Regions from separate parts of the Homo sapiens genome. Here all the other regions are linked to region 3. A link is a loop called in an ENCODE intact Hi-C map of the cell type or tissue named here. Cell type or tissue: Calu3. All regions are shown on one strand.

Region 1 (5,000 bases), 110 kb after region 3:
TTTTCCATATTTTTTACTTTTCATCTTTATGTCTTTAGATTTTTAGGTGTGTCTCTTTTGAAAAGCATGTGAACTAATACTACCTCAACCTTACATAAAAATATTTTCCATGTGTTTACAGTGCTGAAGCTGCTGAAAGATGGCAGAAGAAGTGGTGGTAGTAGCCAAATTTGATTATGTGGCCCAACAAGAACAAGAGTTGGACATCAAGAAGAATGAGAGATTATGGCTTCTGGATGATTCTAAGTCCTGGTGGCGAGTTCGAAATTCCATGAATAAAACAGGTTTTGTGCCTTCTAACTATGTGGAAAGGAAAAACAGTGCTCGGAAAGCATCTATTGTGAAAAACCTAAAGGATACCTTAGGTAAGATATTTTTTAAAAGAAAAGCAACTTTGTTTTAAATGAAACCTGCAACTTAGTTCTTTGTACATAATTCTGGCAGCAGTGTGCATAATTGACTTGAAAAGGCAAGGGCTAGGTAAGTTTGAGTCATAGCAGGTGGTCAACCCAGAAGACCAGTGAAGGTCATAAGTGTTAACATGCAGTTTCTGTAAATCTAGGCCCATGCTCCAAGTCAAGGCAGAGTGATACCAATGAGTAGAACTAACTCTCACCTTCTAGCAGGGGCTTTTTGAACCATGAATCACTGTTGGAGTTTAGACTTATAGGCAGAATTGCCTCTTTGGCACCAAGGCAACTTATGTACATGGCACATAATGAATTTTAACATCTAATGACCTTATGTTTTGAACTTCACTTAAAACCCTCCATTTTGTTTTTCTATTTGATAAGAGAACTGTGGATCATTACTGTACATTAGCACCTACAGAGCTCTTTTCTATTTTGTTTCTCTTTTTCCCTTTATTTCTCCAAAGTTTTTGTTTTTTATTTTTACTGGCCCTCCATTAGGGCCTGAGACAGTGGAGCCCACTTCACACTGGACTTGGCTAAGCTGATAGGAAGGAAATATGCATGGGCAAGGAATGGCCTCTTCTTTAAAAAAAAAAAAAAAAAAAAAAAATTAAACTCTCCTTAGCTGACAGGAAGGAATTGGGAGGGACAGAATTTCATTTTTGGTGTTCAGGCAAACATGCTATTTGCGTAATTGTTCTTTGTCTAGGTGTAGAAGAAAAGTACAATTTCTCCTTGTGCAGACAGTTTGGGAGCAATATAGCATGACTGACAAATATGAAATACTGTTGACTCACTACTTTACATTAGTTTTTATTTATTTATTTTTTATGGTTTTGTAGAGATGGAGTCTTGCTCTGTTGTCCAGGCCAAACTTGAACTCCTGGGCTCAAGCAACCCTCCCACCTCAGCTTCCTGAGTAGCTGGGACTACAGATGCTTACTACCATACCCAGCTTAGTTTTTATTCTTATTCAACATTATTGTTATTCTAGAATGTTCTTCTAATTATCAATAAAATACAAATATTTAATGTTTTTAACCATTGTAAAACTGCAAAAACTAAAATATAGTACAATTTGGAGTAAGATATAAAGTAGTGGATTATCAGTTTCTGAGATAAAAATATTTCCAGTGTTCTAAAGGTAATTAAGTAGATATAATGTGATGTTTAACTGCTGAGGTAACTTTTTAAATACTTTTGGGTTTTGTGATTAAGACCATTATTTTTAGTTTTTCAATGGAAGACAAATCAGAAAGAGATTTTCCTTCAGTAGCAGAAGAGACCAGGGTTAGAATCAGCAATACTGGTTTTGTAAATACTGGAATTTATTTAAAGCATGATGATTAGAGATATTGGGAGAAATTAAGGTAATTTCTGTCAAGAAAGTATGCCTCATAGTGATACGTGCACAGGGTACTAAGACATACCCAGTTAGACTTTTTTGTTCCATTTTAAGAGGACACTGGTATCTTGGGATTAGAGTGAATGTGACAGTAATTAACAAAATATAGTGAAAAAACTATTATCATAGAGCAAAGGGGGGAAGTAGTCCAGTATTAGGTATTACTGTATGTAAATCTAAAATCCCATTTAAATATAATTTTTATTTGTTAATACTCCAGGATGCATTCCGTACTACAGTATTCTGATGTTATTGAGACAGTTTTATCAAGATTTTATCTCTATTTAAGTCTTAGGAAATCTCTGTTAACTTTATTACTGTATTACAGTTATTGCTACCTTTATTCCAGGGTGCTTGGAAACATTGTTTTGAGTTAGTGATCTGTAGTTAACCTGTAAAGAGATATAAGTCCAGCTTTTACATTAGATAAACTTTTCCCTTTTCTCATAATTTCTGTATCCCTTTTTGGTAACTTAAATATCCGGTGTAATTAATGGATTTGTTTCGCAATGGTTGTGCTGGTGGAGACATTGTTTGAAAGTTGAGAAGGAAAAGGGGAAAACAAAAGGATTAATTCATGAATATATTTTAACTATAAAAAATATATATGCTTTAAAGCATCTTCCAAAATAAGTCTGAATAATAAGGTCATATTTTTGGCCATGATTATTTACTTGTTATACAGGCTGTGTTATAATTTAGAGGAAAAAAAAGTTTTGGAAAGAGAAGCCTCAGAAAAATTTTCTATTGCCTGGGTGTGGGCCAGGTCACATGGATTGGGTGTGGGAAGTTTCAGTGTTGCAGAACAGACGAGGAAGCTCACTGAGAATTATCCTGAGCTGTGTTAACAAACTGACAGAACACAGAATTTTTACTCAAAATGGATTGGTTAAACGTCTTTAAAGATTTTTTCAGTAAGTTAATCTGTTTATTAAATCCACTGTTTTCTTGAAGTTGTGAATTAGATTTTCTGCTTTTGTAAATTTAAAGGAAAACTCTTATTTGGTGGGTTTATGTAAGCTACTACATTATGTGTATGTAATATAAACCAAATGATTGGTGATATATCCAAAAATTGTAGTTTCGACTTGGTAAGTAAAATAATTTTAAAATGTTTTAGCATGAATGTTTAACAAGTAGAGAAAGGATATAAATGGTTTGAGTTTGATGCAGTTCTAATTCAGTAATTTTCAACTTAGCACAGACATTTGAAGTGAATTAAATAAATTGTAAACATTAAAAACATTAGATAAAAAGGATTAGGTGAACAAATTTCTTCATCCTCAACTTTGGAATTAACTTTTTTTTTTTTAACTACTTTTTGCTTACTTTTTTTTTAGCGGAACAGTGTAAAGATAATCTTTAATAAAAACACTAGTAAAGAGAATATTTTTATTTAATTAATGTAGTATTGCTAGAAATTGATGTTTTGATTAATGTGAGATTTGATATTTTGATATGAGTTATGAGAACAGCTATACAACCAAGAGGAAAATAGTGAATTCTTGACTGTTATTGAGTTTGGGTCATGAAGTAAAACTAATAATAATTTATAAGAGCCTAATTCTGCTGATTCTGCTAGTGGCCTCCTTATGATCTTATAGTGAACTTAATTTGATCTCCTTGAACATTTGCTTGGTGTTTCTAGAAAAATGAACAGAGGAATTATTATAGAAGTCTCTTATGCACAACAAGCCTAAGGAAACAAAGAGTAACCTGACAAGAGATTCCAGAGAAAAGGGCAAAAGAGAAAAGGAATAAGCACTTTGTTGAAAAAGAATGTTGTAATTGTAATGTGAAGACTCATTTGTTAGCTTTAGTGACTCCCTCTGGAATATGTCTCTTCTGTTTACTTTTTGGGGAGTTACTAAAATTTCAGATCTTTGCATTTTTCATTTTTTGGGTAAGTTTTACCTTTGAAGAACTTACTTATTTGCTCATTCATTTGTTTATCAACACATTCTTATTGAGAGCCTACTCCAAGCCAGGCAGAAATCATAGGGTGAAAAACTAATACTAACTCTAGCAAATCTTACATTCTGGTGGAGAGGTATATGATGATTGTTATTAATAATACAGTGGATTTCATATCTAGATTTAGTCATAAGTGATGTTGACCATAAAGCAACCAGAAATGACATAAAAAGAATCCATTGTGGCTAGGCGTGGCAGCTCAAGCCTGTAATCTCAGCACTTTGGGAGGCCGAAGTGGGTGGATCACTTGAGGTCAGGAGTTTGAGACCAGCCTGGTCAACATGGTGAAACACTGTCTCTACTAAAAATGCAAACATTAGCTGGGCGTGGTGGCGGGTGCCTGTAATCCCAGCTACTTGGGAAGCTGAGGCAGGAGAATCACTTGAAACCAGAGGTAGAGGCTGCAGTGAGCCAAGATTGTGCCACTGCATGCCAGCCTGGGCAACAGAGCGAGACTCCATCTCAAAAAAAAAAAAAAAAAAAGAATCCATTGTATCATTGATACAGTGATTCAATATATATCATCAATACAGTGGTAAAATTATTCTTTTTGCTGAGTCTTAGGAAGTTGATAGTTAATGCATTTGCAGACTGGGAGTCAGGATTTGAAATTTGTAACCAAAATGTTTCTTTGCTCAATCCCTGCAGCAACCCCAAATTTTTATTTATTTTGCCAGGCAGTTTGTCAGAGTAGAGACAGGCTATTCATCTACTTCCTACCTGAATGGGCTTATAAAGTAGAAGAAACAGAGTATTATGTGCTTTTTGTGTGGCAGCCAGAGTATCTTTGAAAACAAAAATTGTACAATGTTTTAAATAAAACAATAAAAAATAATTTATTTCATGTAGATGAAGTGAACAGATGGACATATAAAAATTTAAATAAAAACCTGTAATGGAAGGAATACCATATATTTATATGTGGTATTTCTTAGTTCTGTTCCCAGACATATCACTTACAAGCCATGTGGCCTGCAAAATATAACTGAACTTCTCTGATTTTCTGTTCCTTGTAAAAGAGAGAGTTGGGCAAGACTAAATGATCCTGGAAAGTCCCTTCTAACTCTAAAAGTCTTACATCCTGGTAAACAACTAAGCAGTCTTAGGTGTGTCATAGGAATTGAGCGAAAGCAATGAGTGAGAAATTGGTTTTGAAGAAGTAGAAACATGGGAACAGAATTGTAGTTGACTAAGGAATTAGAAGAAAC
Region 2 (5,000 bases), 430 kb before region 3:
CTTTTTTTTTTTTGAGATGGAGTCTCACTTTGTCACCCAGGCCGGAGTGCAGTGGCATGATCTTGGCTCATTGCAACCTCTGCCTCCCGGGTTCCAGCGATTCTTCTGCCTCAGCCTCCCGAGTAGCTGGGACTACAGGTGCCCGCCACCACGCCCAACTAATTTTTTCTATTTTTGGTAGAGATGGGGTTTCACCATATGGGCCAGGCTGCTCTTGAACTCCTGACCTTGTGATCTGCCCACCTTGGCCACCCAAATTGCTGGGATTAGAGGTGTGAGTCACCACGCCCGGCCCCTTATGCTATTTTTAAAGAGGGGATTCCCTACCAGCAAGCAAGCCTCTATATCTAGGGACTCAGGAACAGGGCTGCAAACACAACATGGTACTCTTAATGGAATGCTGAAACCATGACTTGTAAGTCATTTTCTAAATCGAAGATATTTATTTCTGGTTTTCAGAGAATTTTAAAATATTGGGTTGAATATAATTTTGGAGAAGTTCTGAATTTGGTATGAATAGACACCTACTTTTACATTCCAGATTCTTTTAAATGAATATTCTGAGAGCTGAACATGAAATGGATATTAAACAAGACCTGTATCTTTCTTCTCTAACTTTTCTAGACCAGCCAATCAGGCACTTGTGATTGGACATAATATTAACAGGAACACATGTATTAAAGAACAACTCTGGAGTCATGGAACGACCGAAAGGAAAGGCTTAGAACTAACTAATGGAACAGAATTTCCAATAAATAAAAGGTGGGGGCAAAGATTCTCTAAGAAAAGAAGTGAAATAAAATGCTTACATGCGACTAAAAATTTGTTCCTACAAGGATCACTATTATTTCTCACGCCTGGCCCCACTCCCTTCCTCTCAAAGCAGTTAACTCTGCAGATAGGGAGTTGCTATCTGTATTTTGTTATTACAGGAATTCCGGGCCAGGACTCTAATGAGCTATCTCTTGCTCACTGCTATTCTGAAGGAGTGGGTAGGGAAGAGAAAAGAAAGAGCTACAGAAAGCAGCCTGTAGATTTTTACACATCTGAGCCTATTTCTAACACATTTGTAGGAATGCATGTTTGTGGGAAGGACAGCAAGGTTAAACATGTCTTCTCATGGGGCTTGGCCACTATCAGTCCCACCTTCACCCTTACTGCTCTTTTCTCCAGTCTGTTTGCAGGTCAACAAGTTGGAATTTTCAGAGGAGAACCTTTAGTCAAGACAGTGATGGAAGGACAAATTTTACAGCTAAATACCTCAATAATAATTGGACTTGTAGCTACCTAGGGTATATTGACTTTCTTTGACATAAAGGATTTGAAATAGGGTGAGGGTCCAGAGGTAGGGATGTTTGGCCCAGGCCCTCCCTATTGCAGTCTAGAATAGAAACATGCAGGGTAAGGCAGAGAGAGTAGCACAAATATAAGACTACAGAAAGCAGGACAGCTCCTCCCAGGAGAGAAAAAAAATAAGGATAAATTCTAGATCCGCAGGCCAAAGAAAGTAATAGGGCATTACTTTAGCCCTCTTTTTTTTTTTTTTTTTTTCTTTTTTTGAGACAGAGTCTCACTCTGTCGCCAAGCTGGAGTGCAGTGGCATAATCTTGGCTCACTGCAACCTCCGCCTCCTGGGTTAAAGCGATTCTCCTGCCTCAGCCTCCCAAGTAGCTGGGACTACAGGCGCACGCCACCATGCCCAGCTAACTTTTGTATTTTTAGTAGAGACAGGGTTTCACCATGTTGGCCAGGATGGTCTTGATCTCTTGACCTTGTGATCTGCCCGCCTCGGCCTCCCAAAGTGCTGGGATTACAGGCGTAAGCCACCATGCCCGGCCCATTTTAGCCCTAACTCTTATTTGCCTGGCTCTTTAAATGTCTTTGTGTATGTCCAGAAGGAGCTGAAGGAAGAAGGATGTTTTCTGCTACAAAGAAAAAATGAAGGTTACTTCCACAGGACCAGCACTAGGGGGCACTGGAGCAAAGTATACTTAGCATAACCTGTAAGACTGCCCCAGAGCTTCCAACTCTGGGAATCAGGGGAACAGAGGAAAACCTATTGGTGAAACCCAGTGCACTTCCATTTCAAATAACGATCAAAGCTTTTTCTTGATATAGTCTTCTCATAAACTTTATTTAATAGTGTTTACTGTTGAGTTAAATTATAACTTGAATTTAAACTTCAATTATAACTACCATTCATAATCTCCTGAATGAGTGTTTATGACAATAGAAAAGAAAAAAAATTTTAGAAAAGTACTCTTTAAAAAGCGATTTGGCAGTATGCATCAAGAACCTTAAAAGTATATACAATCATTGACCTAGCAATTCCATTTCTAAGAATATAATACAAGATGAAACAATGAAAAACACAGAACAAGCTTTTTGCACCAGAATGCCCATCATCACAGCATTAATTTTATTAGTAAAAATATTTAAACCCAAATATCTAAGAGCGGAGAGAGGTAAAATAAATTACGGTATAGCTACACAATAGATTATGCATATATTAAAAATATTCTCTATAAACTTTTCTTAATAACTGAAGAAAATATGTTAATTGAAGAGAAGATAAAAATTGAAAGTACATTGTAATCTCAATAAAATTACAAATATATTAAAGAAAAAGCACTAAAGAAAATAAACCAGGCTGGGCGCAGTGGCTCATGGCTGTAATCCCAGCACTTCGGGAGGCTGAGGCAGGTGGATCACAAGGTCAGCAGATCGAGACCATCCTGGCTAACACGGTGAAACCCCGTCTCTGCTAAAAATACAAAAAGTCAGCCAAGCGTGGTGGCATGCGCCTGTAGTCCCAGCTACTGGGGAGGCTGACGGAGGACAATCGCTTGAACCTGGGAGATGGAGGTTGCAGTGAGCCGAGATTGTGCAACTGCATTCCACCCTGGGTGACAGAGCCAGGCTCCGTCTCAAAAAAAAAAAAAAAAAAAAGAAAAGAAAATACACCAAAATATTAACAGTGGTTATCTACAAGTGGTAAGAGTCAGTTTTATTTTGTTTATATTACTATTTTTGTATTTCTTCTTTTATAATAAGCATATGCTGAAGTAGGAGAGCTCAAATTTATGAGAACTCTACCTTGTATTTTATAACAAAAAATAATAAGCATATTTTATTAATAAAAATATGTGACCTCTTGAGAGATTTAAATGTTTCTATAACTGTATAAATGACTACAGAAAGAAAAACAAATAATGGTTGGCTGGCTTGCTCCCTCACTGTCTAAATGACCCATTTCATTTTAACATTTTCTCAACAAAATAATACAAAATTACTTTACGTAACAAACTTTCAGCTTGCTTCTAAATGACCAACATTACAAATATTAAATACATTTAACATATATAAAAATCCCAGTATCTACCATACTACATTTAAACTTCAGGGAAAAAATTAAGGGGAAAAAATGGATAGAGTTTTAGGTGCATTATCACAGAAGTCCTCCATATACTGTTAGTCCTGGCATTACAAACTGAGCCAACTTTTGTAAAAATACAAAAATTAGCCGGACATGGTGGTGGGTGACTGTAATCCCAGCTACTCAGGAGAGGCTGAGGCAGGAGAATCCTTTGAACCTGGGAGACGGAGCTTGCAGTGAGCTGAGATCATGCCACTGAGCTCCAGCCTGGGCAACACAGCAAGATTCTGTCTCAAAACAAACAAATGAACAAACGAGCAAACAAAATGTAAAACAATAAGGTAATGACAACAACAAAGTCCCTTCCTACGCTTCATCTTTTTTTTTTTTTTTTTTTTTGAGACAGAGTCTCACTCTGTTGCCTAGGCTGGAGTGCACTGGTGTAATCTTAGGTCACTGCAATCTCTACCTGCTGTGGGTTCAGGCGATTCTCCTGCCTCAGACTCCCGAGTAGCTAGGACTACAGGCATGTGTCACTACACTTGGCTAATTTTTGTATTTTTAGTAGAGACAGGGTTTCACCATGTTGGTCAGGCTGGTCTCCAACTCCTGACCTCAAGTGATCTGCCCACCTTGGCCTCCCAAAGTGCTAGGATTACAGGCATGAACCACTGTGTCCAGCCTGAAACATGGATTTTTCTTTTTTTTGAGACGGAGTCTCGCTCTGTTGCCAGGTTGGAGTGCAGTGATGCAATCTTGGCTCACTGCAACCTCCGCCTCCTGGGTTCAATCGATTCTCCTGCCTCAGCCTTCTGAGTAGCTGGGACTACAGGGACATGCCCATGCCACCACGCCCAGCAAATTTTTGTATTTTTAGTAGAGACGGGGTTTCGCCATGTTGGTTAGGATAATCTCTATCTCTTGACCTCGTGATCCGCCTGCCTTGGCTTCCCAAAGTGCTGGAATTACAGGCATGAGCCACTGCACCCAGCTGAAACATGAATTTTTAAAGTTTGCATGTGTCTTAAAAATTCATGCTTTTGAAGATTATCACTTAGAGAACCATTTTAAAATTATAGACAGAACTGATGTACGATGACTACTGAATATACCCTGGACTTTTAAAGAAACTACCAACAACTTCAAAATGAGAAGAAATAACTTGAGAGACAAATACCTAAGTAAGAAAAATTCCACATATGCTATAAATGCACATAAAACTATAAATTGTAATTAACTGAATAAAACACATAAAAGATGCTGCAGCATTCTTTCTGGCATAAAGAAAATCAGTGGGTCACACCTGTAATCCCAGCACTTTGGGAGGCTGAGGCGGGTGGACTGCTTGAGTCTAGGAGTTTGAGACTAGCCTGGGTAATATGGTGAAACCCCATCTCTACAAAAAATATAAAAAAGTAGCCAGGCGTGGCTGGGTGTGGTGGCTCACACCTGTAATCCCAGCAATTTGGGAGGCGAAGACAGGCAATCCCAGCAATTTGGGAGGCGAAGACAGGCAGATCACCTGAGGTTGGGAGTTCGAGACCAGCCTGGCCAACACGGTGAAACCCCGTCTCTACTAAACATACAAAAATTAGCCAGGCATGGTGGTAGGCACCAGTAATCC
Region 3 (5,000 bases):
TGGCATGATCTGGGCTCACTGCAACCTCCGCCTCCTGGGTTCAAGCGATTCTCATGCCTCTGCCTCCTGAGTAGCTGGGATTACAGGTATGTGGCACCACATCTGGCTAAATTTTTTTTTTTTTTGAGACGGAGTCTCGCTCTGTCATCCAGGCTGGAGTGCAGTGGTGTGATCTCGGCTCACTGCAAGCTCCACCTTCTGGGTTCACGCCGGTCTCCTGCCTCAGCCTCCTGAGTAGCTGGGACTACAGGCGCCCGCCACCATGCCTGGCTAATTTTTTTGGATTTTTTAGTAGAGATGGGGTTTCACCATGTTAGCCAGGATGGTCTCGATCTCTTGACCTCATGATCCGCCCGCCTTGGCCTCCCAAAGTGCTAGGATTACAGGCGTGAGGCACTGCACCCAGCCATAATTTTGTATTTTTAATAGAGACGGGTTTCTCCATGTTGGTCAGGCTGGTCTCGAACTCCTGACCTCAGGTGATCCGCCTGCCTTGGCCTCCCAAAGTGCTAGGATTACAGGCATGAGCTACTGCGCCTGGCCCTGTCTCTAGATTAAGGTATATGAGTTTGCTAATGAAACATAAGCTCAATATTTTATTGGAACTACTGGGAAATAAGTGCTCTGCTTCTTTTGGAATGGTTAGCTATAAAGATGATATAAGTTGAACACTGGGGAAAGGTGGGGAGGTGGCAAGAAATCACTATGTGAAAACAAACTCTTTGATGTCAACAAAGAGGAAAGGAGAGATCATGTCCTGATGTCAATGTTTGCATTCGTGAATCTAGTCATATCTGAAGTTACCTATCTATGGATTTTTCAGTTATTAAGCCAAATATACTCCTTTTCTTAAATCAGTCTGAGTTTAAGTTTTTGACACTTGTAAGGAAAAGCCCTATGTATCATAGCACAAAATAATTCCATTTATTAAACATCACAAAATGTCTAAAAATCCTCTTTCATATCTTTCTATACCTTGGTGTCACTCAGAATGTCAGCTGTGCTAAATCCCTAGTCTCACTCTCTCAAAACTCCCAGAAACCATCTCTCCTAGTCAGCTCATTCCAGGTCTTTTTTTCTTACTCCCTTACTCAAACTTTGCTGGTCGCCTTCCTTATCCCCACCCCATCCCACCTTCTCCAAAACAAAAAATCTGAGCCTTGCAGATCAGCCGAGCCTTCTGAGGCTCCTTTTGCTTCTTTACCTCTATTCCTTATTGAGATCAGCACAATTAATGCATGTCTGAACAACAAATGATCCTTTCTCTTTGGAAGGGTGAAAGTTTGGAAATATTTACATGTTAAATGTTCTGTTCTGGTCTCATTTGTATTCAGTACAAATAGTGTGTTTGCTTGGACATTAATTTTATTTGCAAATAGCTACAGCTGGGGGTCCCTTTGGGTAAGTCTTGCTAAGATACTGCATTGGTGGGTTTTTTGTTTATTTTGTTTTTGTTTTGTTTTTCAAGGGGATGGGGAAGGAATCAAAGTAGTCAAATCAGTTTGGTTGTTTTTACAAGCCCGAGAAATGGTCAAATTTTGGATTCAGACCAAGCACACCATAGTGTGCTAGAGGCAATTTAATGACTTCCTACCCTCTTGCCTTTTTCCCCCTCTTTGGGAACATTCTTGGATTTTCTACAGAAACAGCCAGAGGCTCTCAATTGACAATTGCCTCACTCAGCAGTTTCTTGTTAAGCACACTTGTCAGACACTGTTTCCAGGACTCTCTTAAGTGTCCTAAGAATATTGACTCATTCAAAAGCAGCCCAGCTGTAGTTGGGAGAGCACCAGCACTTGCTCTATAAAGATCTAGATTGTCTCTCTACCTCAAGAGGAATCCAAAATCCTGTTATGCTGGACTCTGAAATGATCCCCAGCCCTTTGGTGATCACACTGTTTATGAGCAGTCTGAATTCCATTCTTGGGTCTACCTAAACTAGCACCCTCGGGCTATGGGGCCCAGTGGGGAGACCACCTAGCATGCTGGCTGCCTGGAGCCCAGGGAACTGTCAAGATGGCTCTGGAAGACTTCTCGCCTTTTAAAAGCCCCGTATTTCTTTTACATATATTTTTGTCCTCATGAATTTTGCCAACCGCAATGGACTAAAATCTATTATAGCGTCCTGGAAAGGTGGGGAAAAGATGGGATAGTTGAGGAGAGTTTAATGAAGGGACTATTTAAAAAGGTGTGGATGGGGTTAAAGGAAACCTCTGGGCGTCATTACCCACTCCAGGCCTGAAGGGGCAAGGGTAGTTAGTGGTAACCAGAACCTGGAGAAAACTGCAGGAGAGGGCCACAGGATGGGAGTAATGGCTTTCAGATGAAGAACATAGCCACTGCTAACAGGGTGGCCCGCTGGGGATGCAGGGGAGGTCCTGAATCACATCCTGCCTTCTGATCTGCAGGTGCCTCCCACTTGCCAAAACCAATTGAAAGCCAGATTATAGTTGACGTAGCCCATAAAGGTCAGTCCTGAGTCACAGAGCAGAGTGGAGAGTGGGTCTGAAGGGACAGAGGAAAAACCAGCAAGCACCTCCTGTTTTTTCCCACAGCCAGCACCTTGGTTCAGCCCTTACCCTTTCTTGCCTGTCCCCTGGACCCATCAAATCCACTGCTTTTAATGACCAGTCTGTTTCCAAGAGGCTATATTCATTCCACTTGGGACTGGGGCATATGCACTTGGGTAGAAGAACCAGCTGTGCAGTGTCAAGACCCTTCCCTCAGAGACCTTATCAGTAAAATGGCGGGTGGACTCGGGGATGCCCGAAGACTTTTCCGGACCACGATTTTCCGATGCTGGACACATATTTAAACATGAAGGAATAGACTTGCGACTTTTAAGCGCAAACAATGGGTGGAAATGGACAGAAACTGCCTCCGTGCCCACTTGCAGCGGACTACGTAGCCCTGGCAGACAGGCAATTGCTTCAAACAAGCGCCCTCCAAGGGCGTAAGCTAGAGGGGCCCGGGCGGGCGCTTTCCCGTGGACCCTCCCACCTCGCGGGTAGAGGAAGTCCTTCAGTTCAGGCACAACCCTGAGCGTCCCCCGCAGTCTCCAACTCCGGCGCCAGTCAGGTTGTGGGGTGGGGGCGGCGGAGGGCGGAGAGCGCAGGCGCAGAGTCCGCGCGGCGGCGCCCCTCTCCCTCCGCAGTACTCCGGGCAGCGCCCGCCTCGATTTTCCCAGGCGAGGGCACGCCCGCGTCAGTCGCCTCCGGGGCACCTTCCTCGCCACGACACGCAGGTAACCGGGCCCCGGGAGCCGGTCGGCGGCGGCGGACTGGGACCTTGATCCTGCCTGCCCGGCCGCCCGACAAGGGAATGAGAGCGGACCCCGAACTCCACACACCCGCGTTTAGCCGCCACACCTAAGGGGCACAACAGTCTTTTTGGGTAAGGGCCGGGCTGGGGGCGACGCGCCCCGCCCGCTTTGCAGACTTCGGGGTGCTCTGCACGACGCCTGAAAGGCCGCGGGGCCCGCATTTCTCTGTGCTGCCCTCCTGGAGAACCGGGACACGGGGACGGGAGGGCCAGCATCGGCTACGGCCCGGTTTCCCGTTTCTTTCCGCTGTCGCGTGTCTGGGCCCTCCTGCAGCGTCCATGATGAAGGCCAGGGGCTGTTGCTTTCCTCTCGCCCAGTAGCCAACCCAAGCAAGGGGTGAGTCACTGTGGCGTCATATGGGATCAATTTCAAATACAAGTTTTAAAAAAGGCTGGATGATTTTAGAAATATGGCCAAGAATTTGTATTTTCCATTACTCTCTTGTCTCATGTCCATGACTCTTGAACGCCAGTCTGTGGGCGCTGAGATTTTCGTGGTACATCGACGGTTTGTAGACATCTTTTCCCAAGGGAAGACGAGGGCAAGGGTTAGTGGAGGAAGGGCCTCGTCACGGCCGAGAGTGGCGGAGAAGGCTCAGGGCAAGTCCGCACAGCCTCCAGCAGCCACGGGGAGGAAAAGGCGAATCTTTCCTCACAGTGCTCTGGGCGCTGTAGAATTTCTACGCCACGTGCACCCATTTGGCCTCATTTGAGAGGAGGAGAGGGAAGAAGGGTCGCGCGGGCCGGCAGGAAAGAGACTCGTGTTGCGGCGGATGAAGGCTCAGCGCGGACCTGCATCTCGGGCCAGGTTTTCTTTCACCCGGCTCCGCGAGGAGCGAGGCGGAAAGCTCGGGTCCGAGTGTTGATCGAGGACCTGGAGATAGTAACCCCCCACGTCCAGAGTGCTGGGGGTGGGTCCAGAGGGCTGGGGGTAGGTCCAGAGGGCTGGGGGTAGCTCCGGAGGAGCGATCTTCCTCCGCGGGAAAGGACTTGGCTCAGGCTTGCCTATGTCCGTGGTGCTGAAGTGCCTCGCGCGCCCTCGTCGACTGACTTCCTGGGCCGCGGCCTGCGTTGCCCTTCTACTCTGCACCTTTGCCAAAAATAGCCCATCTCCATGGCTGGTGGCCAGAGTGGAGCAGGCCCAACACTGAAACTCTTTTCAGACAAGTTGAGGCTGGTTTCCTGAACATAACCCGAAAGCAAATGTGGCTTGCCTTGGAGGTACAGATAAGCATATGCATAACAGATTTTATTACCTATGAGAAAGTACACACCATGAGCGTAAACAGGAATTCTCACATATACTTATGAAAGATACAGGTATGTGCATTTACGCACAAACCTAACACACATGCAAATACACTCATCCCTTTTGAAAACCATTACACACTACAAGCCACACATTTTTTAGAGCTTTTGTAATCCATCTTTATTTTTTGACACTTCTAGTAAATGTGAACTCTGCAGAGCCATTTATTTTCATAATCATCTGTTCCAAAGGCACAGAGCCTGTGGATTGAAGTGTTTGGTATTTGGCTGAGCAATTAAGTATTTATACTCATTTACATTCCAGAACAAAAGTCTAGGAAGATGTAAAATTGATATTGATACCAAAAAAATTCCTTAAAGAAAGCTTAAGGAAAATGAATTAATGTAAATTTTAATAAGAACAACATATA
Region 4 (5,000 bases), 270 kb before region 3:
AAACTAGGATTTCTAATCTTTTAAGTGGTGATAATATCACTGCAGAGCAGAGAGCCTTTCTTCAATGTTCTAACTGCTACTGCCTGGAACATTACTTAGCACATGGGAAACATTCAAACAAATAAGGATGATAAGAGAATTAAATGAGATAACAAATGTAAAGTATTTGGCATTGCACCTGTAACATAAAAGATACTCAGTATTAGACTCTCCTACTTTGGGCATTCATTTTTTTTTCTGATACATTATCGTGCCCATTTTGGAAGCAAGCTAAAAGCTCCAGTTCCTAAGTTGAGTTCTACAGGAAGTCAGATTCCTACGTATGCACAGATTCAAATACTGTTTCAAGAGACGAGCTACCTCTTTTATCCCAAAACCAGGGAAAGTAATTCCAGAGGTTTTCCCATCACCTAGACCTATAGCATCCACCTCCAGAGTAGACATATCAGGTCCAACAGCACTAAACACCCTGTTCAAAATGCCTAGTACCTATCATAGGGGTAAGTTAAGACAATGATGAGGTAAATTGTCAGAAAAGTCAAGAAGGACCCAGCAAACTTTCTTATCCTCATATATATGAACCACACAGTTTAGAGAAATGTCTCAACCCTGTCCCTCCTCAGTCATTTTCAATTCTCCTCCTCTATTCTATGATGTCAGCCAGGGCATAAACTCCAAGCCTTCTATACATCCCTCCAACTAGGTACACAAGTACACAGAAGACTGAAAGTAGACAGAACTTTACTCAGCAGCAAAACAATTTATCCAAATATAACACAAGGCTCTTTTAAGTTTATATTAATAATAGCTTTTGGCCATGTGTGGTGGCTTACACCTATAATACCAGCACTTTGGGAGGTTGAGGTGGGCAGACTGCTTAAGATCAAGAGTTTGAGACCAGCCTGGGCAACACGGCGAGACATCATCTCTACTAAAAATACAAAAAAACAGCCGGGTGTGGGTGGCACATGCCTGTAATCTCAGCTACTCAGGAGGCTGAGGCACAAGAATCTCTGGAACCTGGGAGACTGAGGTTGCAGTAAGTTGAGATTGCACCACTGTACTCCAGCCTGGATGACAGAGCAAGACTCAAAAAAAAAAAAAGTTTATAGCTTTTATGACACACCATTCTTGCTTACCTCAAATTACTGAAGTCTAAGTGTGATTGAAATACACTAACATTGTCTAACACACTTAGCAAAAGATCCTTCCAAATAGCAGATGCTTTCTAAGTAATTGCTCCATGTATAAATCATTTTAAAGCTCTTCTTTTACAGAGTGGATTATAGCGCCTTAATAAATAAAATGTAATCTAGTTATGTACTAGAGATAATCCAAGCATATGACAGGATCATTTTTATTGTCATCTAACTTTTTATTTTTTTATTTCTTTTTTTTTGAGATTGTGTCTTGCTCTGTTGTCCAAGATGGAGTGCAATGGCGCGATCTCAGCTCACTGCAACCTCCGCCTCCCGGGTTCAAGTGATTCTCCTGCCTCAGTCTCCTGAGTAGCTGGGATTACAGGCACACGTCACCACGTGTAATTATTCTCTACTAAAAACACAATAAGTTTTGTATTTTTAGTAGAGACAGGGTTTCATCATGTTGGCCAGGCTGGTCTCGAACTCCTGACCTCATGATCCACCCACCTCGGCCTCCCAAACTGCTGGGATTACAGGCGTGAGCCACCGTGCCTGGCCATTTTTAGTTTCATTTTTATATAACCTAGCCTGATAAACAGCAAACTGTAAATCAAGACTAGACATAAATATGGATGGATTGGTAGAAAAAATCTGAGTCAGGATAGGAGAAGAAATGTTGAGTCTACTAAAACTGAGAAGGATTCACTAAACAAATATCAGTATACCAGAAATGTAGAACTTAACAGTTACCTAGTAATGCAGTGACTACATTTAAGAGTCTTTTTCAAGATTTGAGGAGGGGGTCTGGGGAAGAGGTAAAGAAAGAGACACTTTGATACCTTTCAAGCTTAATCGTAAATATCTTGGGATGCATGGGATCTGTCTAAACAGTATGTGCAAAAAGGAAAAAAAAAACCCTCACAAATTATGAATAAAGATACATTTTTGATACTTATAAATTTTTTAGAATGCCTTGAAAACAGAAATTGCTGTGATTACATCTCCAATGATGAGTCTGTCTCTAGATGGCAGCCTTCACTTTATAACAGTCCTTGTGGGGGAGGAAAAAAAACTAATGTATTTTTTCCTTTCTAAATACAAAAGATAAGTAAAACATTAAAGTAAATGTTTTTAAAAATCACGTATTGGCACATAACATGTGAGTACCGGTTAACTAATCTTTCAAGACTGCACAGGATGCAGTCCATCTACACCAAGAACAGAAACTTTACCAAATACTAGAATATCAAATTGTAGAGCTTGTTTGAGCCATGCTAGTATAGCCCAGGGCCAAAAGCAAGCACTATCCTAGCTAGAGCTATAGAACTGTTCAAAGATGTCCAAAGTATTTTCACCATATCTTCAAGAACTATTAAAATAAGTTCATATCAGTGCTAATGTTGTTCACGTAAGACTTAGAAGAAATGACTGTAAGAAAAATAATGTCTGTCTGCCACCTCAGTTCTATTACGACTATTAATAGGATTCAAGATAGGCAGGGTTTCTTGACCTGTGGCACATGGACTCCAAAGTACCTATGAACCATTTTAAAACATACGAAAATTCATGTCTATGTATTTTTGTAGAGAAAGTCCCAAAATTTTCAGGATATTATTAAAGAAAATCGAGAACTCAGGCAAAAATTACACATTAGAGACAAAATGTCAACCAAAAAATTTTAGTCATAGGGAACTAAAGGGAGAAATAAAATGATAACAATAAAAAGTAATTCTAGAGAAGATTGTTACCTTTCATCGCATGGTATGGAAAAGCAAGGAGTAGAAAACAGAGAGTAGAAAAGGCTGAACTCTTCTCCTTTCTAATTAATGAGGCCATGAGTGAAATAATCTGATATAGGGAGAGCCAGGTTTCATTTCTAAATTCAGGGTGAAAAAGCAAAGAGAAGCTGCCCACATTGTATACAAATCCATAAATTATAGAGCAAAAAGTTTTAGCAAGTACCTTGTTTATAGATGACATTGTATAATTGGCTCCAGTTACATAATTTAAGATTTAAATATTTGAGACTACTTAAGATTCTTTAGCAGTTTCTTATCAGACTGCATAAATGATCAAGTCCTGTTTCTTCAACCTGTGCTTCAAAGCTATGTCACTAGGGGTCCCAGATAATCTCAAGTATACTTTGAAGTCTCTCACAACTTTTGTCTGGTGCCACTAAGATTTTCTCAACTCATCTTTTGCCTAGAATACCTATTTTTCATTTTACAAAACTTTTATGTATGTGAGGAAAAGAACTGGTTGGGTTTAGTATTTCAGTCTCAAGGAATTTTTCTTAACTGAATTCCTATAGCATTTTTAAAAAATATGCTTTCTATTTTAGAATAGTTTTAGACTAACAGAAAAGTTACAAAGATAGTATAGAGATCCCATACACATCAGATTCAGTATCCCTTATTGTTAACACCTAACATTAGTATAGTACAACTGTCACAACTAATGAGCCAATACTGATAACATTAATAACTAAAGCCCATACTTTATGCAGACTTCCTTAGTTTTTACCTAGTATCATTTTTGTTCCAGAATACCACCAAAGGTGGTAGCTGTCATGTCTTCTTAGACTCCTCTACACTGTGACACTTTCTCAGACTGTTTATCTCTAGAATGAATTCATTTTGCATTACTGAAACTTGATACACATTATTAGCAATTTCCCACTTCCTGCTTCCCCCTCCCCCTGGCAATCACCCTTCTGCTCTCTCCTTCCATGAGTTAACATACCTCATGTAAGTGTAATCAAGCAGTTATTTGATTGATTTCTGTGTCTTTCTGTGGCTGGCTTATTTCATTTAGCATAATGCCCTCCAGATTCATCCATGGTTGTCACATATTGCAGAATTTTCTTCCTTTTTAAAGCTCAATAATATTCTATTGTATGTATATACTGCATTTTATTTATCCATTCATCCATCCATCCACAGACACTTTTTGGTGTTATTCCCATGAATTCATTGCCAAGACCAATGTCATGAAGCTCTTTTCTCCCTATGTTTTCTTCTAAGAGTCGGTAAGTTTCAGGTCTTACGTTTAATTGTTTAATCCATTTTGAGTTGATTTTTGAGTTAAAGTGTAAGGTAAGGGTCCAAACCAATTTCATTCTTTTGCATGTAGATATCCAGTTTTCCCAAACACCATTTGTTGAAAAGACTATCCTTTCCCTACTGTATATTCTTGACACCCTTGTCAAAGGTAAGTTGTCCATACATACGTGAATTACTTCTGGGCTCTCTATTCTGTTACATTAGTTGCTATGCCTATCTTCATACTAGTGCCAAACTGTTTTGTTTTGTTTTTTTTTTTTGAGACAGGGTCTCACTCTGTCATCCAGGCTGGAGTGCAGTGGTATGATCATGGCTCACTGCAGCCTTGACCTCCCCAGCTCAGGTGGTCCTCCCACCTCACCTCCCAAGTAGCTGGGACTACAAGCAAGCACCACCATGCCCGGGCTAATTTTTGTATTTTTAGTAGAGATAGGGTTTTGCCATGTTGCCCAGGCTGGTCTCAAACTCATGGGCTCAAGTGATTTGCCTGCCTCAGCCTCCCCAAGTGCTGGCATTACGGGTGTGAGCCACTGAACCCAGCTGATGTTTTAACTACTGTACTTTTGTATCGTATTTTGAAGTTTGGAAGTGTGGTGCTTCCAGCTTTGTTCTTCCTTCCTCAGACTGTTTTGGGTATTAAGGGTTCTCTGTGATTCCATATGAAGTTCAGAATTTTTCTATTTCTGCAAAAAATCCCATTGGAATTTTGATAGAAATTTCACTGAATCGGTAAGACCACTTTAGGCAGTATGGACATTTTAACAATATTAAGTCTTCCAATTCATGGATGTCTTTC
Region 5 (5,000 bases), 180 kb after region 3:
CCAGGCATGGTGGCTCACACCTGTAATCCCGGCACTTTGGGAGGCTGAGGCAGAAGGATTGCTTGAGCCCAGGAGTTCAACACCAGCCTGGGCAACATAGCGAGACCTCGTCTCATTTTAATAAATAAATAAAGAGGTGAGTGTGCCCCATTCTCCTGCACATCACTCAGGAGGTTTCCGTTGGTGAGTCTGGCGTTTAATCTTCCAGGCGTTGTCTGTGTGGTACCAATGCTCACACACATAGATGGGATGATATTGTACCTACTACTCTGTACTTGGCTTGTCTTCACTCAGTAGTATATTGTGAACATCTTTTCATGTCAATACATATGGATCTACCTCATTCTTTTTTATTATACTTTAAGTTCTAGGGTACATGTGCACAAAGTGCAGGTTTGTTACATATGTATACATGTGCCATGTTGGTTTCCTGCACCCATTAACTCGTCATTTACATTAGGTATATCTCCTAATGCTATCCCTCCCCCAACCCCCACCCCATGACCGGCCCCAGTGTGTTATGTTCCCCGCTGTTTGTCCAAGTGTTCTCATTGTTCAGTTCCCACCTATGAGTGAGAACATGCAGTGTATGGTTTTCTGTTCTCGCGATAGTTTGCTCAGAATGATGGTTCTCCCTCATTTTTAAAGAGCCAGGTGTGGTGGCTCATGCCTGTAATCCTGGCACTTTGGGAGGCCGAGACAGGTGGATCACCTGAGGTCAGAAATTTGAGACCAGCCTGACCATTGTGATGAAACCCTGTCTCTACTAAAAATACAAAAATTAGCCAGGCATGGTGGTGCACGTCTGTAATCCCAGCTACTGGAAAGGCTGAGGCATGAAAATCGCTTGAACCCAGGAGGCAGAGGTTGCAGTGAGCCGAGATTGCGCCACTGCACTCCAGCCTGGGTGACAGAGCAAGACTGTCTCAAAAAAAAAAAAAATCTATATGTCAATATATGTAAATGAAAGGCTGTTGCTCTAGTTCAGATGTTGCTAAGAACTGACTTATGTATATAGTTGTTTCCTTCCTTGGAATTAGTTTTTGGAATTAAAATTTCAGGAGTTGGGGAGAAGTGAGGATATGGGCACGAAAAAAACAGAAAGAATGAATAAGACCTACTATTTGATAGCACAATAGGATGACTATAGTCAACAATAACCTAATTGTATATTTTAACATAACTTAAAGAGTGTAATTGGATTGTTTGTAACTCAAATGATAAATGTTTGAGGGGATGGCTACCTATTCTCCATGATGTGCTTATTTCACATTGCATGCCTGTATCAAAACATCTCATGTACCCCATAAATATATACACCTACTATATACCTACAAAAATTAAAAATAAAAAATTGCAGGAGTGGATGAAAGGGTATGAACACTGGTGTATCTCTTGATGCATACCACCAAAATATTTTCCAAAATCATGGAAACAATGTACAGTGCCCCCAGCCACAAGTCCACCAGCTTCTCCAGTCTCATTGACTGGGCTACCCTTCACATTGCAGGTGAGTAGCCTGGCCCAGAGAGGCTAATGGAGTTGCTCAAGGTTACATAGAACTGAGAGATGGGAAAATAACCTGTCCCCTCTTCTGCATCTCCAGATGCTCAGATCGGGCCTTTTCTGCTACAATTATTTGGTAGAATGACTGTGAGCTTTGGAGCCAGTCCTACCTGGGTAACCTGGGGTAGCTCACTTAACCATTCTGAGCATAGATTCCTCTTCTATAAAAGCAGGGATACTCACACTCATTGTGAAGAACAAGCAACTACACGTCCAGCCCCCAGCATAGTTCTGGAAGGCAGTAGTAGCCCTAGCCTACAAAATAGGGGCTTGATATATTGTAGTTATTTTCTGACTGTTTTCTGAACAATTTCCTCCATAACATGAATCAATGCCAAGAGTGAATTGTGAAACACACTTTGTTTTCAGTTACCGCCCAGCCCCATTCTGTGCTGTTCTCTTTCAATACCTCCCCCTCATCCTGCCCAGGGCTTGGCACTCTGCCTTCCTCCTGGCAGTGGTGCCAAGGTACGTGCTAACACAGCAATTGGCTTAACACATGATACTCCTCCCTTTTGTGTCACAAGGAAAAGATTTTAATCTTCCCTGGGGCTTTCTGGAAACCATGCCTTCATCTGGATTCTAGAAAAATGCTTTTAATGGTGGTAATTTTGGTCACTAGGGCACACATCAAATCTCAGGATTCTGTTATCTGCCGTCTTAGCCAATGTGCAGAGTCAACTCCAGGAAACCGGGGGAGGCTCAGGATTGAAGTTTTAATCTTTGCTGCTGTTTTCTAAGCCTGTTTTTATCTTTTGTTTCCAGGAGAGGCCATTCCCCTGGTACTGGCCCTGTTTGCCTTTGTTGGCTTCATGCTGATCCTTGTGGTCGTGCCACTGTTCGTCTGGAAAATGGGCCGGCTGCTCCAGTACTCCTGTTGCCCCGTGGTGGTCCTCCCAGACACCTTGGTAATAGAGTAGTTCTTTATTCCTTTCAGTATAACACTGACCAGATGTAGTTTGGGCCTTAGCTGGGCATGGGCACATGTTTCCATGTTTCTATCATGAGATTATAGGCATCTGCACAGAGAGGGGAGAGGAATACTTATAAAATACTTCATTTCTAACTAGAGGTACTGGAAGAAATCTCCCTTCTCCAGGGCGTGGTGACCTTCCTGAGGCAAGCCACTTCTGCTTTCTCCCAGGACCTGGGATGGCAAAGAGAGAAGATGTGTTGCCCAGCCCAGGATGCTCAGCATTGCAGGAGTCACTCATGGTCTTACCCTCCCAGACTGGCCTGCTGAGCATTCTTGGCCTCTTCCCACAATTGTAACAGCAGCTACACCCAATAACATGTTCCAACCCAACTTATTCAATTCACATGCCAAAAGCCTCATTGTTCTCAGAGTGAAGAAGATGTACATGGGAGGCATGGACTGTGTTTTGATTTTGGTGGGGTAGGGTGGGGTGAAGGGACAGCAACCTGGACCTTGATAGTGACTGCCTGAGTTAGGGGACCCTACCTGTATTCTCAGATCCTCATGAGGTCAGAATTCTTATCTTACTCCTGAGGGCCCTGGACCACAGGTCTGGGTCTCTCCAGTGGGTATAGGACCCATGCACCCATGCAATCGTAGGGGAAACACAAAAGCAGGCCTCCAACAGCTCCCCCATGTTCTCTGGCTGCCTCTCCAGATGTTTCCCGCCAACCCCCAGACCTCAACCACACAAAGCAGTGCAATAAAACAAAACAAAACAAAAACAACAAAAACAAAATCAAAAAGCCCCATCCCTGTCACCCTAGGGAATTCTCACAGTTCTCTCCTGGGAAGAGGGAGCCAGTGTCAGCTTCTGAAAAGCAACTAAAGCCAGAACTACCTGCAACTTATACATGCCCATAGCTCCTTATCAGCCTGGAGTCACTCTTTCTGAAAGGAGTCATCCTTGTGACATCCCTGTGGCCCTGCTTTCTCTCCCTAAACAGGAGGAATAATTCTTACTATAATTCAGTCTTCAGGACACCCCTCCACTCTGTTATCCTAATGCCAGATCTCCCTTCTTTCCCATACTTCCAGGTAGTCATAACGATGTTAGCTGATACTAGTACAGAGCTAAGTGCCAGATACTGTTCTAAGGCTTTATATTTATTGACTCATTTCTTTTCATAAAGCTTGGCAGTGTCCTTTTTATCAGTTCCCCCTCCATCCTTCTCTGAATCACGAATGGCTTACTGCTATGCATAAAGGCAATGGGATATATCATACCCTGGGAAACAGGGTGGGCCTTTATTACCCTTTAGCAAGAACGTGAGGGTCTCAAAGTACCTTGAAGCATAAAAGGATATGTATTCTGCAGTTATTGGGGAAGTGTTTTATATATATCAATTAGGTCAAAATGTTTCGTGGTATTGTTCAGATCATCTTTGTCATTTTTTTTTGTATAGTTGTTTTAATATTGAGAGTAGGATATCAAAATGCCACCGAGTGTGGGCATATCTGTTTTTCTCTCTCTCTCTCTTTTTTTTTTTCGAGACGGAGTTTCGCTGTCATCGCCCAGGCTGGAGTGCAGTGGCGCAATCTTGGCTCACTGCAACCTCCGCCTTCTGAGTTCAAGCAATTCTCCTGCCTCCTGAGTAACTGGGATTACAGACGCCTGCCACCACACCCATCTAATTTTTGTATTTTTAATAGAGACAGGAGTTTCACCATGTTGGCCAGGCTGGTCTCAAACTCCTGACCTCATGATCCACCCACCTTGGCTTCTCAAAGTGTTGGGATTATAGGCGTGAGCCACTGCACCTGGCCTGTTTCTCTCTTTATGTCAGATTTTCCTTAATGTATTTCGAGGCTCTGTTTTAAGTGTATTCATATTTTGACATTTAAATGTATTCAGATTTTGTTATGATTTTCCAAGTAATGGAGTCTTTTATCATTATGATATGTTCTTCTTTACCTCTGGTAATATTCCTTAGTGTGATATCAGTATATCTTTTTTTTTTTTTTGCTCACTGTTTGTATGGTATATCTTTTTTATTTTTTTACATATTTTTACTTTAAATCTATCTGTATATTTATATTTAAGGTGTGTCTCTTATAGACAGCATATAGTCAGTCTTTTCTGTTATAATTATTTTTTGGTATAAATCCATTCTGACAACCTCTGCCTTTAAATTGGTATTTTTAGTCCACTAACTTTTTTTTTTTTGAGACGGAGTCCCACCCTGTCACCCAGGCTGGAGTACAGTGGCATGATCTCGGCTCACTGCAACCTCTGCCTCCCGGGTTTAAGGAATCCTGACTCAGCCTCCTGAGTAGCTGGGACTACAGGTGCATGCCCCCACACCCGGCTAATTTTTGTATTTTAGTAGAGACAGGGTTTCACCATATTGATCAGGCTGGTCTTGAATTCCTGACCTCAGGTGATCCACCCGCCTTGGCCTCCCAAAGTGCTGGGATAACAGGTGTGAGCCACTGTGCCTGGCCTCCATTAACATTT
Region 6 (5,000 bases), 140 kb after region 3:
CCTGACCAATGTGGAGAAACACCGTCTGTACTAAAAATACAAAATTAGCCAGGCGTGGTGGCACATGCTTGTAATCCCAGCTACTGGGGAGGCTGAGGCAGGAGAATCGCTTGAACCCGGGAGGTGGAGGTTGCGGTGAGCCAAGATCACGCCATTGCACTCCAGCCTGGGCAACAAGAGCGAAACTCCATCTAAAAAAAAAAAAAAAAATTCCACCCGGAACAGTCTTGGTGGAAGCATGAATTAGAAGAGTCTAAGACAAGTGGAATTCCGCTATTTAAATTCCCTGTGTTACTTCTAAAAAGAAAAAATAGAGACACAGTGAAATCCAACTAAATGTCAGAAGTGCTACAAGACAGAACATAGATATCTAAGAATCTTAATGCAAAGGGAAGGAACTATTTTGTGTTAAGTAGGGGAAAGGAAGATTACTGGACTGTAATAATTGACCACATAGTTCATTCAAGGACACAGGGCCTATCCTGGACTTGCACAACCCTAAGAGTGAGTGCCTCAGATTTTGCGCCCTAGGTGCTTCCCTTAATTTTAGTCCTGGCCCTGCAGGGCACAGAGAGCTTAGGGTTCTCTTCCTTGGCCACAAAACTTCCCATCCCTCCCCACTGCCTCTACCTTTTCATAAAACCTTTTCTCTGCTTGCTTTTCCTTCCATAATTAAATATCAGAGATTTAAGTGGCAAATAGTGTAATCGAAAAAAAAATCCTATTTCTGAACTGTACCTACCTATAGGAAATTGGTCTATTCTTCCAGCGGTTTATCTTCTGACATGGATGACCCTCCAACTCTGTGGAAGGCACCAGAAATTAACTTGAGAAGTGCAGGAAACAGGATAGAGAATAGTTTCGTTGTGCATGTTGCATAGACAAGACATTACAACTTCTCTTTCTATAGAGGGGCACCTCAAAGCCAGAAGAGAAAGGCAAAATCAGGGTCAGGGATTATCCAGGAATGTTAGGGGCTAGCAGGTGAGGCACAGCCCTCCAGAAGTCCTCACCCAAAGATACAGCCCAGGCAGAGGTGGGTGGTCTGAGTTACTTGTTGGGTCATGACCCAGGCTTGAAACGGATTATTGTTCAAAAAATATGACAGGCAGATGGCATTATCTCTCAGTGCCCCTTGAGGTGTGCTGAACCCAGGGCAGACTCTGTGCAATGGCTTATGAAGGATTGGCAGGCAGTACTGTCTTGCCAGAGCATTGTAGTGCTGGACAGGAGTGTCTTGACAGGGACCAATGAGCAGGTGGAGCTAACTAGCCATCGTAACACTTCAAAGTTTGGTAAACAACTCTTCTTCTCCGACAGCATAGCTAAATGATTCTTATTCTTTCCTCCATTTTCTCTGTTTACTTTCATTTTCATCTTCTTAATTCAGTCTGTATTCCCCTCTACCTTTCCATCTTTGCTCATATCATTCTCCCAAAAGGAATGATGAACAGTGTGCCTCTCTTCCCCTCCTACCCATATCCAATTGGTACATCCGGAACCTCATATTGAGGTCTACCTATTCCCTAAAGCCTTTGCTGATCTCTTGGATCACTCCTTTGTGTCCCTCAGACACATTCCTTTGATGCTAACTGGGAGGCAGTTAAAGTGAGTGAAAAAAGCTTGGAGTTATGCAGACCTCAGTTAGAATTCCTGTTTCCATCCCTGAATAGCTCTGTGATCTACAGTAAGTTAATTTCCCTGAGCCCTGTGTTCTCACCTGAAAAGTGGAGAATCAAATCATATCTTACCTTGCAAGTCTGTTGTATAATATATGGACATGTATATAGTGTGTAGAAACCCTTTAGGACATTCTTGGCAGATAATAGATATCCAGTACACATTGGCTTATATTGCTAACTTTTGACATGCTGGAACTGTGAGCAGAAGCGAACTTAGGAGAGAGGAATCAGGAAGCCAAGATGGAGAACAAAGGTAACATTGGGGACAGACGTTGAGGCCATGTATGAAGCACTCTTAAGAGGAGCAGTGAGAGACTGTACAAGCAGCTAGTGACCAGAGGTCAAAGTACAGATGTGGCCACTGACTCACAGTGCTGGAATCAAGGAAAATATGCACCAGGTTTTCTTGACTATGGTGTGGTAAAAAGATATACAGCAATGTTTATTGTATACTTATTTTGTGCCAGATCCTGTTCTAAGTTTCACTTAATCCTCACAACAGCCCTGAGTCAGACACTATTATAATTGTTCCCAATTTTCAGATGAGAACCATAAAGCAGATAGTTTAAATGACTTGCCTAAAGAAACACAACTAAAAAGTTGACACCAATCAACCTGAGACAAAGATTATTTATATACTAGAGACTCCCCTGCCCATATAAGCATCTAAGCTCAAATTTCGCAAGCTGAACATTTGCAGCCTTTTTCTATAGCACCCCCAATCCTGCCTGTCCTGACCACACTCCACCCACTTCATTATTTCACTTGAGGTGCTGCCATCCACCCAGTTACCCAAACTCAGAACCTGAAAGCCATGTTTGGCTCCTCCTCCCCAGCCCTCTTAATGCACTCAATATCCAGGAGCTATCAGTTCTATCTTCTTTATCTTTTGAATTTGGTCATTTCTCTCTGCAGACATGAGAAACCTAGTGGAAGCCAACAATGTCTGTCACCTGGATCACTACCATAGCTCCCTCATGGCCCTCCTGCCTTCAATCTGGCCCCCTGTGCTGTTTTCTCCACCCTAGTCACAAACTTTTTAAAGCTCAAATGCAGGGAATGACATGGTCATATTTGAGCTTTGAACCCTTCCTTTGACCTTCATTCCTCTCAGGATAAATTCCAAGCTCCTCAATAAGGCATTCAAAACTCTCTAGAATCCTGTTTCTGTCTGCCACTAAGCCCTATTTCTCGCCATTTCAACCTTGTTCTCGTGTTGCACCAAACTTCTTCTTGCTTCCTAAAAACAACATTCCTGGCTGATTTTTTTTTTTTTTTTCCAGAGTTTAACACCCAGTCCTGGAGTCACCTCCTCCAGGAAGCTTTCTGTAATCCTACAAACTGGGTTAGATGTTTCTTTTTAGTGATGCTATGTTTCCTTACGAATATTGCTGTCCCTTCATTTTAAAAATTGACTTATGATTATTCCCGTGTCTATCTTCTCCACTAGTTGGGAAATTCTTGTTGAGGGAATGGACTGTTGAATTCCTAAGAACTAGCACATAGTAGGCCTTCAGTGAAGGTTTCTTGAATGAATAAATAAATGACCAACTTTCCCAAGGTTACATTGTAAGTTCTGAAACTTGAACCAAAATACATTATACTCTAGAACCCATGTTTATTCCACTATTGTATTTGCACATTAGGGTGGTTAAAGTCCTTCAAGGGCTAAATTTTAAAGGGCTAAATACTATCACAAGGTTTTTCTTCCACCTATTGAAATTGGTTTTAATTTTTCAGTAATACATTCACGTGACTCAGTAATCAAACGATATACAAAGATATTCAGTCAAAAGTCTTGTTCCCATTTTTCTCTTCCACCTTTCCAATTCCCACTTTCTCTGCCCCAAGGTAACCAATCTTGTTCATTTCTTATATCTTCTTTTAGTTTTTCTTTTTGCAAATGCATGCAAATATGAAGCTATATATTATTCTTTACCCTCCTGACTTTTAGAAGGGTATTTTAAATTTTTTCAAATATCTTTAGTTTTTCTGAAGTGGGTACATATTAGAAAAAAGAGCTAGTCAGTACCCAGCTTGAATGAACTCACAGAGAGAAACTTGGAAGAGGACAGCTATTTAATGAGGGAGGGAGATAATCCTGCCTGCTCATTGGCTTTTAGGGAGGTGCAGAGTCCTTTAGGACAGAGCCTGTGGTCCGGGTATTGCTCATAGGCAGATTCTCAAGCTCCCCAAAGTTACATTTTCTCTGGAACTCTCCTAGGCCACTCCCTGCTGATGCAACATCTGGGTTTGGGCAGAAAGGAGGGTGCTTCGGAGCCCGCCCTTTCTGAGCTTCCTGGGCCGGCTCTAGAACAATTCAGGCTTCGCTGCGACTCAGACCTCAGCTCCAACATATGCATTCTGAAGAAAGATGGCTGAGATGGACAGAATGCTTTATTTTGGAAAGAAACAATGTTCTAGGTCAAACTGAGTCTACCAAATGCAGACTTTCACAATGGTTCTAGAAGAAATCTGGACAAGTCTTTTCATGTGGTTTTTCTACGCATTGATTCCATGTTTGCTCACAGGTAAGTATGAATTAGAATACATCCAATAGTTTGGGCCTTGAATATAGGTTAAGAAGGCAAAAAATACTTTCCCAGGGCCTGGGGTTGAAATATGTGTATAGAATATCGTATATCTGTTTTACAAAAGATTTATCACCTCCTAAACCTCTATTCCCACATCCCAAAGAAAAGGCCTGCATTCTGTTTGGAAATCTCTCTTCTTAATGTCCACACAACAATCTAGAAAGAGAAATCATCAAAATAAATAAAAGCAGAGCTCTGTGCACTTTGTTACTTATCTCATCGTCTGGTTTTATATAGTGCAATGTAGTTCTTTCAGACTTACTGTGTGTGTCTTGGAGATGTTAACTGTAAGAACAAATTAAAACAAAGATTCTAGCAAAATACACATGAATAAAAAGACAATTTGTGAGCTTAACATTGGATACGAGACTTATAAAAATTGGATTTCTCTACTGGTCATTGAAGAAAAGGTACTCCATAGCATTCTAAAAAATATTTGGTTTGGGACATTTCCCCTGCCAGTGAGATTACATAGTTTTCTCTGCTCCACTCCTGGTTGCTTGTACCTATCTGCTTTATTGTCTTAAAATTGGAACTCTGTAGCCTTTGATGTTTGTTCATGTCAAATCACGTTTAAGAGAAACTTCTAATTTTGATACTCCAAGACACTAGGCACTTTGCAGTGTTGATGGGAGCCTTGAGTACTTTCTCTCTCTCTCTCTCTCTCTGTCTCTCTGTCTCACTCTCTGTGTGTGTGTGTGTGTTTTACACAGAACTAATTTAA

The links. Peaks named below come from ENCODE experiments on the same cell type or tissue, not always from the same donor. Only the 100,000 strongest peaks of a DNase experiment are listed, where the experiment ranks them.
Region 1: it touches region 3 in a loop (2.1-fold over the local background); 5 of 110 quality-filtered maps call a loop at or near these places.
Region 2: it touches region 3 in a loop (2.2-fold over the local background); 3 of 110 quality-filtered maps call a loop at or near these places.
Region 4: it touches region 3 in a loop (2.3-fold over the local background); 2 of 110 quality-filtered maps call a loop at or near these places.
Region 5: it touches region 3 in a loop (2.4-fold over the local background); 5 of 110 quality-filtered maps call a loop at or near these places.
Region 6: it touches region 3 in a loop (2.0-fold over the local background); 2 of 110 quality-filtered maps call a loop at or near these places.

Annotation. Positions count from the first base shown.
Region 1 is chr3:136,927,863-136,932,862 of GRCh38, forward strand. It overlaps NCK1 (NCK adaptor protein 1), which reads left to right. Exons shown (of 4, transcript NM_001291999.2): 2 at 122-365. The coding sequence starts at 140. Among named protein-coding and RNA genes, the nearest start is that of IL20RB, 28 kb to the right of the region's middle. RefSeq lists a silencer at 2,512-2,712. In Calu3, no CTCF peak of the experiment used is centred here; DNase peaks (open chromatin) are centred at 2,599 and 4,109.
Region 2 is chr3:136,389,837-136,394,836 of GRCh38, forward strand. The region is part of intron 22 of STAG1 (STAG1 cohesin complex component); the gene reads right to left. Among named protein-coding and RNA genes, the nearest start is that of PCCB, 140 kb to the left of the region's middle. In Calu3, a CTCF peak has its summit at 1,967 (motif pointing right); a DNase peak (open chromatin) is centred at 1,985.
Region 3 is chr3:136,815,971-136,820,970 of GRCh38, forward strand. SLC35G2 (solute carrier family 35 member G2) reads left to right here and starts at 3,156. Exons shown (of 2, transcript NM_025246.3): 1 at 3,156-3,658. RefSeq lists silencers at 3,181-3,240, 4,304-4,353. In Calu3, no CTCF peak of the experiment used is centred here; DNase peaks (open chromatin) are centred at 2,411, 3,091, 3,611, 4,341 and 1 weaker place.
Region 4 is chr3:136,543,668-136,548,667 of GRCh38, forward strand. All of the region lies in intron 5 of STAG1 (STAG1 cohesin complex component), which reads right to left. Among named protein-coding and RNA genes, the nearest start is that of STAG1, 210 kb to the right of the region's middle. RefSeq lists an enhancer at 3,887-3,936. In Calu3, CTCF peaks have their summits at 2,206 (motif pointing right) and 3,228; DNase peaks (open chromatin) are centred at 2,184 and 3,844.
Region 5 is chr3:136,993,083-136,998,082 of GRCh38, forward strand. IL20RB (interleukin 20 receptor subunit beta) reads left to right here. Exons shown (of 7, transcript NM_144717.4): 6 at 2,332-2,474. Among named protein-coding and RNA genes, the nearest start is that of IL20RB-AS1, 13 kb to the left of the region's middle. RefSeq lists a silencer at 1,825-2,119. In Calu3, no CTCF peak of the experiment used is centred here; a DNase peak (open chromatin) is centred at 2,009.
Region 6 is chr3:136,953,989-136,958,988 of GRCh38, forward strand. It overlaps IL20RB (interleukin 20 receptor subunit beta), which reads left to right and starts at 3,995. Exons shown (of 7, transcript NM_144717.4): 1 at 3,995-4,213. The coding sequence starts at 4,126. It overlaps IL20RB-AS1 (IL20RB antisense RNA 1), which reads right to left. Exons shown (of 4, transcript NR_183729.1): 3 at 743-803. In Calu3, no CTCF peak of the experiment used is centred here; DNase peaks (open chromatin) are centred at 2,013 and 2,453.